Linked DNA regions of Homo sapiens: region 1 is linked to region 2. A link is an interaction called in ENCODE POLR2A ChIA-PET data of the cell type or tissue named here. Cell type or tissue: PC-9. All regions are shown on one strand.

Evidence for each region. ChIA-PET counts read pairs that join two places held together with the same protein. Peaks named below come from ENCODE experiments on the same cell type or tissue, not always from the same donor. Only the 100,000 strongest peaks of a DNase experiment are listed, where the experiment ranks them.
Region 1: POLR2A ChIA-PET joins it to region 2 with 5 read pairs; 1 of 35 experiments calls an interaction of 5 or more read pairs at or near these places.

Annotation. Positions count from the first base shown.
Region 1 is chr6:36,366,753-36,371,752 of GRCh38, reverse strand. It overlaps ETV7 (ETS variant transcription factor 7), which reads left to right. Exons shown (of 8, transcript NM_016135.4): 5 at 193-423; 6 at 2,682-2,824; 7 at 4,778-4,878; 8 at 4,991-5,000. Among named protein-coding and RNA genes, the nearest start is that of ETV7-AS1, 17 kb to the left of the region's middle. In PC-9, no CTCF peak of the experiment used is centred here; a DNase peak (open chromatin) is centred at 2,032; H3K27ac peaks cover 519 bases.
Region 2 is chr6:35,119,178-35,124,177 of GRCh38, reverse strand. It overlaps TCP11 (t-complex 11), which reads left to right. Exons shown (of 10, transcript NM_001370687.1): 5 at 1,841-2,061; 6 at 3,133-3,269; 7 at 3,532-3,749; 8 at 3,838-4,019; 9 at 4,787-4,950. Among named protein-coding and RNA genes, the nearest start is that of TCP11, 20 kb to the left of the region's middle. In PC-9, no CTCF peak of the experiment used is centred here; DNase peaks (open chromatin) are centred at 2,747 and 3,247; H3K27ac peaks cover 2,596 bases.

The sequences.
Region 1 (5,000 bases), 1.2 Mb before region 2:
GGGTTAGCACTTAGGCTGTCTGGCCCTCACCCACTGCCCCCCACTGCCTCCCTGACCTTCTAACCAGGGGCTGGTTGGAGAAAGAGCATCAGGAGTGCTGCCCCACAGGGCTCCCAGGCTCACCATTGAGGGATTGAGTTGGGGAGGCTTGGGGCCCACTGCCTGCTACCACTGGTGCTCATCTGCTTGCAGAGGTGACTGGCCCCTCTCAGATGGACACCCGAAGGGGCCACCTGCTGCAGCCACCAGACCCAGGGCTTACCAGCAACTTCGGCCACCTGGATGACCCTGGCCTGGCAAGGTGGACCCCTGGCAAGGAGGAGTCCCTCAACTTATGTCACTGTGCAGAGCTCGGCTGCAGGACCCAGGGGGTCTGTTCCTTCCCCGCGATGCCGCAGGCCCCCATTGACGGCAGGATCGCTGGTGAGTGGGAGGCTGTTCCTCTGGCCATGGAAGGTGCACTGAGTCTGAGTCTCAGAGTCACGAGTGATGAGGACAGGGCTATTTTGACCTGGTGATGGGAGGTCTGTGGCTGGGGGATTGCAGGGTAGCGTTGACTGTCCTGTGTGCTAGCCACAATCTGGTCACAGAGGGCAGTGATACCTGGGATCACCAAGCCTCACCCTGTCTCCCACACAGGGACAATTTACCCAGTCATATTCTGACACTCACATTAGCATGGAGTGCCACACCTGCCTTTTAAAACTTTATCTGTTTTAAAATAATTGAGCATTCACTATGTGCCAGGCGTGGTTCCCAAGCCCTTATTTAATTCTACAATGGCCTTTTGAGTTTGGTACTATTATTAGCCCCATTTCACAGATATGGAAATTGAGGCACAGAAAGGTTAAGTAACTTCTCCAAGATCACACAGCACTGGTTGAGGTGTGATGTGAACCCAGGCAGTCTGGCTCCAGATCCTGAGCGCTAACCAAATGATACACTTCCACTCTGCATTCATTGTTAAAGGATTAACAGGCAGACAACCAGACAGACTGACAGATAAGCTGAAGGGTGTTTTTCTAGTCATAATAGTGACACTGCATTTATTCTTTTTTTTTTTCAACTTTTATTTTAGGTTCAGGGGGTGCATGTGCAGGTTTGTTACATGGGTAAATTGCGTGCCACTGAGGTTTGGTGTATGAATAATCCTGTCACCAAGGTACTCAGCATAGTACTTGATAGGAAGTTTTTCTTTTCTTTTCTTTTCTTTTTTTGAGACGGGAGTCTGGCTCTTTTGCCCAGGCTGGAGAGCTGTGGCATGATCTCAACTCACTGCATCCTCTGCCTCCCGGGTTCAAGCGATTCTCCTGCCTCAGCCTCCTGGGTAGCTGGGATTACAGGCGCCCACCACCACACCTGGCTAATTTTTGTTTTATTAGTAGAGACGGTTTCACCATGTTGGCCACAGGCTGGTCTTGAACTCCTGACCTCAGGTGATCCACCCACCTCGGCCTCCTTTGGTGCTGGGATTACAGGCGTGAACCACCGTGCCGGCCTGTGATAGGTAGTTTTTTCCACCCTGGCTCTTCCCCTGTAGTGGTCCCCAGTGCCCAGTGTCTATTGTTCCCATTGTTATGTCCACACCACATTTATTCTATGAAGCCACAGAGTGGGCAGAAGCCTGGCTTTTGGGTTGGAAATGACTAGAAGTCACTAAAAAACAATTGGCCCAACACATAGAAATGATGAATACTTGAGGTGATGGATGCCCTAAGTACCCTGACTTGATCGTTACACACTCTATGCATGCAACAAGATCTCACATGGACGCCAGAAACATGCATAAATATTATGTATCAATAACAAACACAATGATCCACAATTACTGGGTTTTTTTTTTTTTAAGAGACAGGGTCTCACTCTGTTGCCAGGCTGGAGTGCAGTGATGCCACCATAGCTCACTGCTGCCTCAAATTCCTGGGCTCAAGGAATCCTCCCACTTCAGCCTCTTGCAATTACTGAATTCTTCAATTATAATGCTTAACATTCTTCGTGCACTTACAGTATACCAGGCACTGTGCTGAGGGTTTTGTGGTCTATTATGTTACCTAATTCTCTCACCACCCCATACAAGGAAGCTGGCTCAGAGAAGGTTGTGTAACTTGCCTGCAATGGCCCAGCCGACAGGCCCAGGTCCTGGGATTTCAGATCACACAGTTGCTCCCGGATGCCCACTTGCCCTCCCAATGGCATGCCTGGTTTTCCTGAGCCTCACCATTAGGGAGCTTGAAGGGGTGGATGTTATAATTAATAGAAGTCCAGGGGGCTGAGTGAGTGGGCCAGGGGCAGAGAGGGACCTGGGGTCAGGGGCCCAGCCCCTCAGCCTGTGGGCCCAGCACCTGCCCTCACATGGCTCTGATGCTGGGTGGAGCCGGTCAGACTCCCTGCTCTACCTGCCACTTAGGAGCTTGGCAACTTTAGATACCTCTGCACCTCTGAGCCCATTTCCTCACCTCTTCCTGGGGATAAAGGTAACGACTTCCCAGACTCAGGAAGACTGCCTGAGACAATGCGTGAGGAGCCCCATTAGTGGCTGTTTCTGTTGATATCATCATTTTCACCTTCCTGCTGGTGCTCCTAGGGCTCTGGCCGGGAGGCTTCCAAGAGTGCCTTTCTAACACCTGTCCTCACAGCTCCAGTAAAGCTGCGCTGCCTGCACTCCCTGTGCTAAATTGCAGACTGCCGCCTGCTGTGGGATTACGTGTATCAGCTGCTCCTTGATACCCGATATGAGCCCTACATCAAGTGGGAAGACAAGGACGCCAAGATCTTCCGAGTTGTGGATCCAAATGGGCTCGCCAGACTCTGGGGAAATCACAAGGTGAGCCTCGGCCAGCAGAATGGTCTCAACATAACCAGAAGGGGACAGAGTTGGGGGTCAGAGTGGACCCCTAGCACTATGGGACAATCCTCAGCTGATGGGGCCTTCATCAGCAGCCCCAAAAGTGACAGGATAATTTTATTTGGGGAGCTATTGAGGGACAGGCAGTTACCTCTTATGGATGGGGAATGTCTCTGAAACTGAACAATTGTGTCTTCTCATTGCTTAATCTTACCTTTGCTTAGTATTTCAGGCTTTAGAAGCATGTTTACATGAACTGCACAGTTAGGCCAGATGAGGAAGCTGCTTTCCTGCGGGGAGCTGGACAGAAACCCAGGTCTCAGGCCCAACAGGAGCATCTGATGTCAGGGCTGGAAAGGCCTGGGGATGACTGAGGCCAGCATTCCCATGATGAGGAATGCCTATACCTAAATGGGTGTCTGTAAGATGATCTTAGGTGGTTTAATATCCTCATAATTATTTTTGAATTAGGATTACAAAATGTAACTACCATGACCATCTCATGATTTACAGCAGTGATATAAGGAATGTAGCCTTTTAAAATAAATAGGTTTCTTTAAGTAAAAAAAATCTTTTAAAGAAAACTATTAACGATAATGATAATCATCGATTTATAGCCTTTCCTAAGATGTAATGTGCCTGATTGCCAGGCACTGCCCTGAGGGCTCCACTTGTACTAATTCATTTAATCCTCATACCAAGCTCGTGAAGTAGGTGTTGTCGGATGTGGAGACTGAGGCTCAGTGAGGGCTAACAACTTGCCCCAAGTTTACCCATCCCCTGCTATGTAAGAGGCAGAACAGGGAGTTGAACCCAGGCCATGTGCTGCACTATATTATACTGCTCTTAGCAGTGCTGGTGGCTGGAAGGATGCAGATGACTAAAGTTCGGGAGGACTTATTGGTCTAATCCTCATATAGAACAGGGAGGAAAACAGGCCCAGAGAGCAGCAGTCCCATTTAATGAGCATATACTACATGCCATACACTGTGCTAACTGCTTTCATGGATTAGCTATTAATAATTTAATCCTTGACTTATGCGATGGGTGTTCTCCTTTTCATTATGTAGCTGGGGAAGCAGACTCAGAGAGGTCAAGAAACTTGTCCAAGGTGACACAGCTGACAAGCGGTGGAGCTGGGGCTTAAATTGATGCCACACCCCAGGCTCTTTGGCCCTACCTCACACTGCCTACCCCCGAGAGAGAAAGAAATGACTTGGCCAAAGTCACCCAGGGTGTGGCCTGGCAAGGCCATCCATGCCACCCCACCATACTGTCTCTCTGATTGCATTTCCCACAAATATATATATTTATTTGTTACTGTTGTGACATTTGCTGTTTAAAAGTAACATGCAGTTCACTCCCACACTATGTTCTCAGCCAAGTAGGCAGGAGAACCTTTCCATCATTTCCTTCCTTCCTTCCTTCCTTTCGCCTTCCTTCCTTCCTTCCTTTCTTTCTTTTTGTAATGGAGTCTCAATCTTTTGCCCAGGCTGTAGTCTAGTGACATGACCTCGGCTCACTGCAACCTCTGCCTCCTGGGTTCAAGGGATTCTCCTGCCTCAGCCTCCTGAGTAGTTGGGACTACAGGCACGCACCATCACGCCTGGCTAATTTTTGTATTTTTAGTAGAGACAGGGTTTCACCATGTTGGCCAGGCTGGTCTCAAACTCCTGACCTCAAGCGATCTGCCCACCTAGGCCTCCCAAAGTGTTGGGATTACAGGTGTGAGCCACCCTGCCCAGCCCCATCATTTCTTCCCCAACCTTCCCCTGCCTTTTTCCTTCCAAACTCAAGTGAGCACTCATAAACCCTCACAGATCCCTGGAATGAGAGGCTTAAGAAGCTGTCCAGTCCACCCTACTCCCTTCCAGGTGTGGAAGGAGCAGGACATGGGGAGTGGGGCTGATGTGGGGCTGCTTTGCTTTCCAGAACCGGGTGAACATGACCTACGAGAAGATGTCTCGTGCCCTGCGCCACTATTATAAGCTTAATATCATTAAGAAGGAACCGGGGCAGAAACTCCTGTTCAGGTGAGTGGCCTAGGGGATGTGGTGAAAGGGGAAGCAGAACTGGGGTTGGGTGGGCTGGAATCCCCCTGCAGCTGGGGCAGGAGCTGATTTGCAGTTGGGGCCTGAATTCTAGATTTCTAAAG
Region 2 (5,000 bases):
TTCTAAATAAATCAAAATCACTCAAATGAATGTCAAAGTAGCAAACACAAATGTGGTGCATGTTGCCTCAAAAATCCGAAAAGGGGCTGGCTGTGGTGGCTCAGGCCTGTAATTCTAGCACTTTGAGAGGCCAAGGAGGGTAAGTTTCTTGAGCCCAGGAGTTCAAGACCAGCAGGGACAACACAGCAAGACCTCCATCTCTAGAAAAAAAAAAATCTTTTTAATTAGCTGGGCATGGTGGTCATACCTGTAGTTCCAGCTACTTAGGAGGTTGAGGTGGGAGGATCACTTGAGCCCAGGAGGTTGAGGCTGCAGTGAGCTGTGATCATGCTACTACACTCCAGCCTGGGCAACAGAGTGAGACTCTGTCTCAAAAGAATCCAAAAAGGAGGACCAGGTGTAGTGGCTTATGATTATAATCCCAGCACTTTGGGAGGCCAAGGCAGGAGGATAGATTGAGACCAGGAATTTGAGGCCAGCCTGGCAACACAGCGAGACCCCATCTCTCCAAAAAAAAAAAAAAAAAGAAAGAAAACTAAGCTGGACATGGTGACATGTGCCTGTAGTCCTAGCTACTCAGGAGGCTGAGGTGGGAGGATCACTTGGGCTCAGGAGTTGGAGGCCATGATCATGCCACTGCACTTCAGCCTGAGCAACAGATTGAAACTCTGTCTCAAAAGAAAAAAAATATTATAAAAGGCCTACTAAGTGTTATGCCTTTTTTTTAATGGTGGGTGGTTCAGGTACAGCAATTTGTCCTTCACCTTGGAGGATATCACTTGAAAAGCTCCTGACCACTGAAACTCTAGAAACTTTACTGAGGTGACAGGCCCCTGAATTTTTGTGGAGATCATCTGCTATCCTCAAGTTTGCATGTGTTTAAGGCATCTAAAGTACTTGAAACTTGCTGGTCATCAAACCTCACTCAACTTTTTACCAGTCAGAGCCAATCAAGAGGCAGAAACCATGCAGTAATTTGAACAAAGAAGCTTCCACAATGCAGGAGCTTGCTGAGAGGAGCATACCAGAGCCAAGAAGGAAGGCCCTTTTCTCTTGCAGTTTCTTTTTACCACCCTCTTTTGACAAAAATCTAACATTGTGTCAGCTAGCAAAGGAAAAATAATTCAAGGGCCCAGCTCCGTTTTTGCAGAGTAGGCACTGAAGGGTAGATTTGGAGCTGAGAGGCTCCAAATTGGTAACTGGCAGAGTTTGGCAATTAAAGTAGATAGTATGGAGCAACTTTGATTTTATTTGTTTAACATGAAGGTAAACAGTTGAGATCTTGCTATGACAACACCATATTCTATTCAATTAAATATTCATTGAATCCTATACCCTAGGCCCCCACCATGTCCTGTGTGTTACAGAGGCAGGGGATGAATAAGAGTCCCTGTTTACCATGAACTTATTTTGGGGGTTAATAGGCTATTTCAGTGACTTGCAACAGCTCCTATGCCTATTTCATCCTTGCCCTTTGAAGTAAAATAATCTAAAAAATGCCTCCCTTTTAAAGTTAAGAGACGTCATCACCATGTGATGGTGGGTATTTTATATTTGTTGTACCCCGTATGTCTTTTTACCACACTCCTTGATTTTATTCATCTCTATATCTCATTCTGCCTAGAAAATGATATACTATTCCTGTAATTGATCCCCTTGATCCTTGAATTGTCACCGGCCTCTAAACAAAGATAAATAATATTCCATGGGAAATTTAGGGACCCAACTTCTTGATCCTTAAAAAACATAGGCTGGTATGTCTTTAGCTAAAGGGATTGCCCATTGGATAAAGTTTGGGGATCTAAACAGATCAACTCCTTTGACTTTCTTTCCTGGGCAGATCTTGCTATCACTGCTATTACCACGCCAGAACCGCCTGAGAATTGAGATTGAAGAAGCTCTGGACATGGACTTGCTCAAGCAGGAGGCAGAACATGGGGCCCTGAAAGTCCTCTATCTCTCTAAGTACGTTCTCAACATGATGGCTTTGCTGTGTGCACCAGTTCGAGATGAAGCAGTGCAGAAACTAGAAAACATTACGGATCCTGTTTGGCTACTGAGGTATGAAACTTGATACTGCCCCCAAAAACCTGCTTTAGCCCCTGAGCCCGGAAAAGCTGGGCCAGACCTAGATTATAGCCATCGTCTTGACCAGCTCTTCCCTGCTAAAGACCTGACTAACACCCTTTTTCTCCCCTCTGGTCAATTCACTCTTCTTTTCCAAAGATGGCCCCACAGGGCCTTTTGGTTATCCTTAGCTTGATTGGGCCCCCCCTCTGTAATACCATAAGACACTACAGTACATACTTCTTTCTTTTAAGGAGTTAAAACATCCCTTTCCCAGGTTTTTTTTTTTCTTTCTTTTTTTTTGAGATGGAGTTTCACTCTTGTTGCCCAGGTACAGCAGTGAGATCTCAGCTCACTGCAACCTGTGCCTCCTGGGTTCAAGCGATTCTCCTGCCTCAGCCTCCCGAGTAGCTGGGACTACAGGTGCACACCACCACACCTGGCTAACTTTTGTATTTTTAATAGAGACAAAGTTTCACCATGTTGGCCAGGCTGGTCTCAAACTCCTGACCTCAGGTGATTCACCCACCTCGGCCTCCCAAAGTGCTGGGATTACAGGCATGAGCGACCTTGCCCAGCCCTCGGGCCCTTTCCCAGGTTTTCTCTTCTTTCGGTTCACACACTATGAGGAGACAGTGATGAGTGGTCATCCGTATTTCACAACTCTAGGAACCAAGACCCAGAAAGTTTAAAAAAAAAAAAAAAAAAGCAGTTGGTCCAGTGAGTCAGAAATAGCATCACCTATAATCCTACTTCCTGAAGAGAATTGTTAGCATGCTGGTGTATTTCTTTCCACTGACTACCCTTTTTAAGAGGCAACAGAATGACCATAGTGAAGGAGATCTAGACTGAAGGCTTCAAGGTCCAGAGACTTAGCTGTTCCCAATTCTGCCACTGACTCACCCTGGGTATTGGGTTCTGGGCCACATGTTATCTTCTGAAAATGTAGGAGGTAAGACTAAGTTAGTCTTAAGCCCCTCCTAACTCTAAAATACAGTGATTTAATGACTCCTTGGGTGGGTTTCTAGCTTAGTAGTATAAATATTCTCTTTCCCCCTGTGTCAGAGGGATCTTCCAGGTTCTGGGCCGGATGAAAATGGACATGGTGAACTACACTATCCAGAGCCTTCAACCCCACCTGCAGGAACATTCCATTCAGTATGAACGGGCTAAATTCCAGGAACTCCTCAATAAGCAGCCTAGTATGTATATAATGTGAGGGCAGGAGTGGGAAAGGTATTACCTTGGGTCTGACTTTTATAATGTTAGAGAGTACTCTATCTCTTTTTAGGAATAGAAAGTTGCTTATTAGGTGAAGGGAGGGAGAAGGAACATTTATCTAAGACAGAAAGACCCTCAAAGCATTTATTTATTGACCAGGAGTATACTTGAAAAGAACCTTGGTCTTGAAGCCTCAGAGATGAAGATGCTAAAGATGCTTACACACTCCCTTACCTGTCATAGGTCTCCTTAATCACACCACCAAATGGCTGACCCAAGCAGCAGGAGACCTCACCATGTCACCTCCGACTTGCCCAGACACTTCTGACTCCTCCAGTGTGGCTGGCCCCTCTCCCAATGAGGCAGCCAACAACCCAGAGCCCCTCAGCCCCACAATGGTGCTGTGTCAGGGCTTCTTGAACCTCCTTCTCTGGGACCTTGAAAATGAAGAGTTCCCTGAGGTAGGAATGTCTGGGGGCATTGCCTTGTTTTGTGTTCAGGGCTTCCATCGGGACTTCCCCTGACAGCCTGTTCTTCCCTGGTTCCCAGACCCTGCTGATGGACAGAACCCGGCTGCAGGAGCTGAAGTCCCAGTTGCACCAGTTAACCGTCATGGCCTCAGTCTTGCTGGTGGCCAGTAGTTTCTCCGGCAGTGTTTTGTTTGGCTCACCCCAATTTGTAGATAAACTGAAACGCATAACCAAATCCTTGTTGGAAGACTTTCACTCCAGGTGAGCTGCATAGTTACTTTTTAGAGTAGAAGGTGATATGTGGTATTTAGAACATAGGCAGGTAATGAACGATTGCTTACTGTCTACCACAAACCACAGAAAGGCCCTGTGGAACCATCTACAAAGATTGTTGGTTTCTTTCCATAAGTGGTCATGAGGGTGTAACAAAAAAAAACCTTTCTTCCAAAAAGGGTGTGGAAGATAGTTTGCTGCAAAAGGGTCATTATCTAGTTGAGTGGTGACTGTGGGCTGGTATCATCACATATATCCAGGACTTGGTCAGTCGGTCAGCAATATTTATTGAACATCCCGCTGTGTGCAGGCCATCACACCAAAGGAAAAAGAGGAATCAGAAGGCCAGGTTGTAGTTATAACTGATGAGGTGGGACAGATGATTCTGGAAAATGCCTAAGAAAGTCTTAAACATATATATATAAAAATAAAGTCCATGGGACTAAAGAATGCTGAGTGGATCCAAGAGCACAACTAAATACTTTTCCAGAGTTGATTTTATCATTTACCTTGTTTGCTAAGAAGTAGAACACAGTGCCACATATAGAGAATAGCTGGTGTCTTGAGGGTTACAGTGAGGACATTGTACCTACCCACTGGGCCCTATAGCCTGCCAGGGGCTGGGGTTTAGGGGTGGAGAGGGTGGCTGACATTCTCCCTCAAGTGGGCCTGGCATCTGGTATACAGCATGCTGGGCCCTGGGCCTATGCCAGGGTTACCTGGTGGGTGCCAGCTTACTTTCTTTCATGGTCTAGGCCTGAGGAAGCTATACTGACTGTGAGTGAACAGGTATCTCAGGAAATCCATCAAAGCCTCAAGAATATGGGCCTTGTTGCTCTAAGCAGTGATAATACAGCATCTCTAATGGGACAGCTCCAGAACATTGCCAAGAAGGAGAACTGTGTCTGCAGTGTTATTGGTGAGTATGCTTGTGGGGTAGTAAGAATGGTGAGGGAAGAGATAGATCCC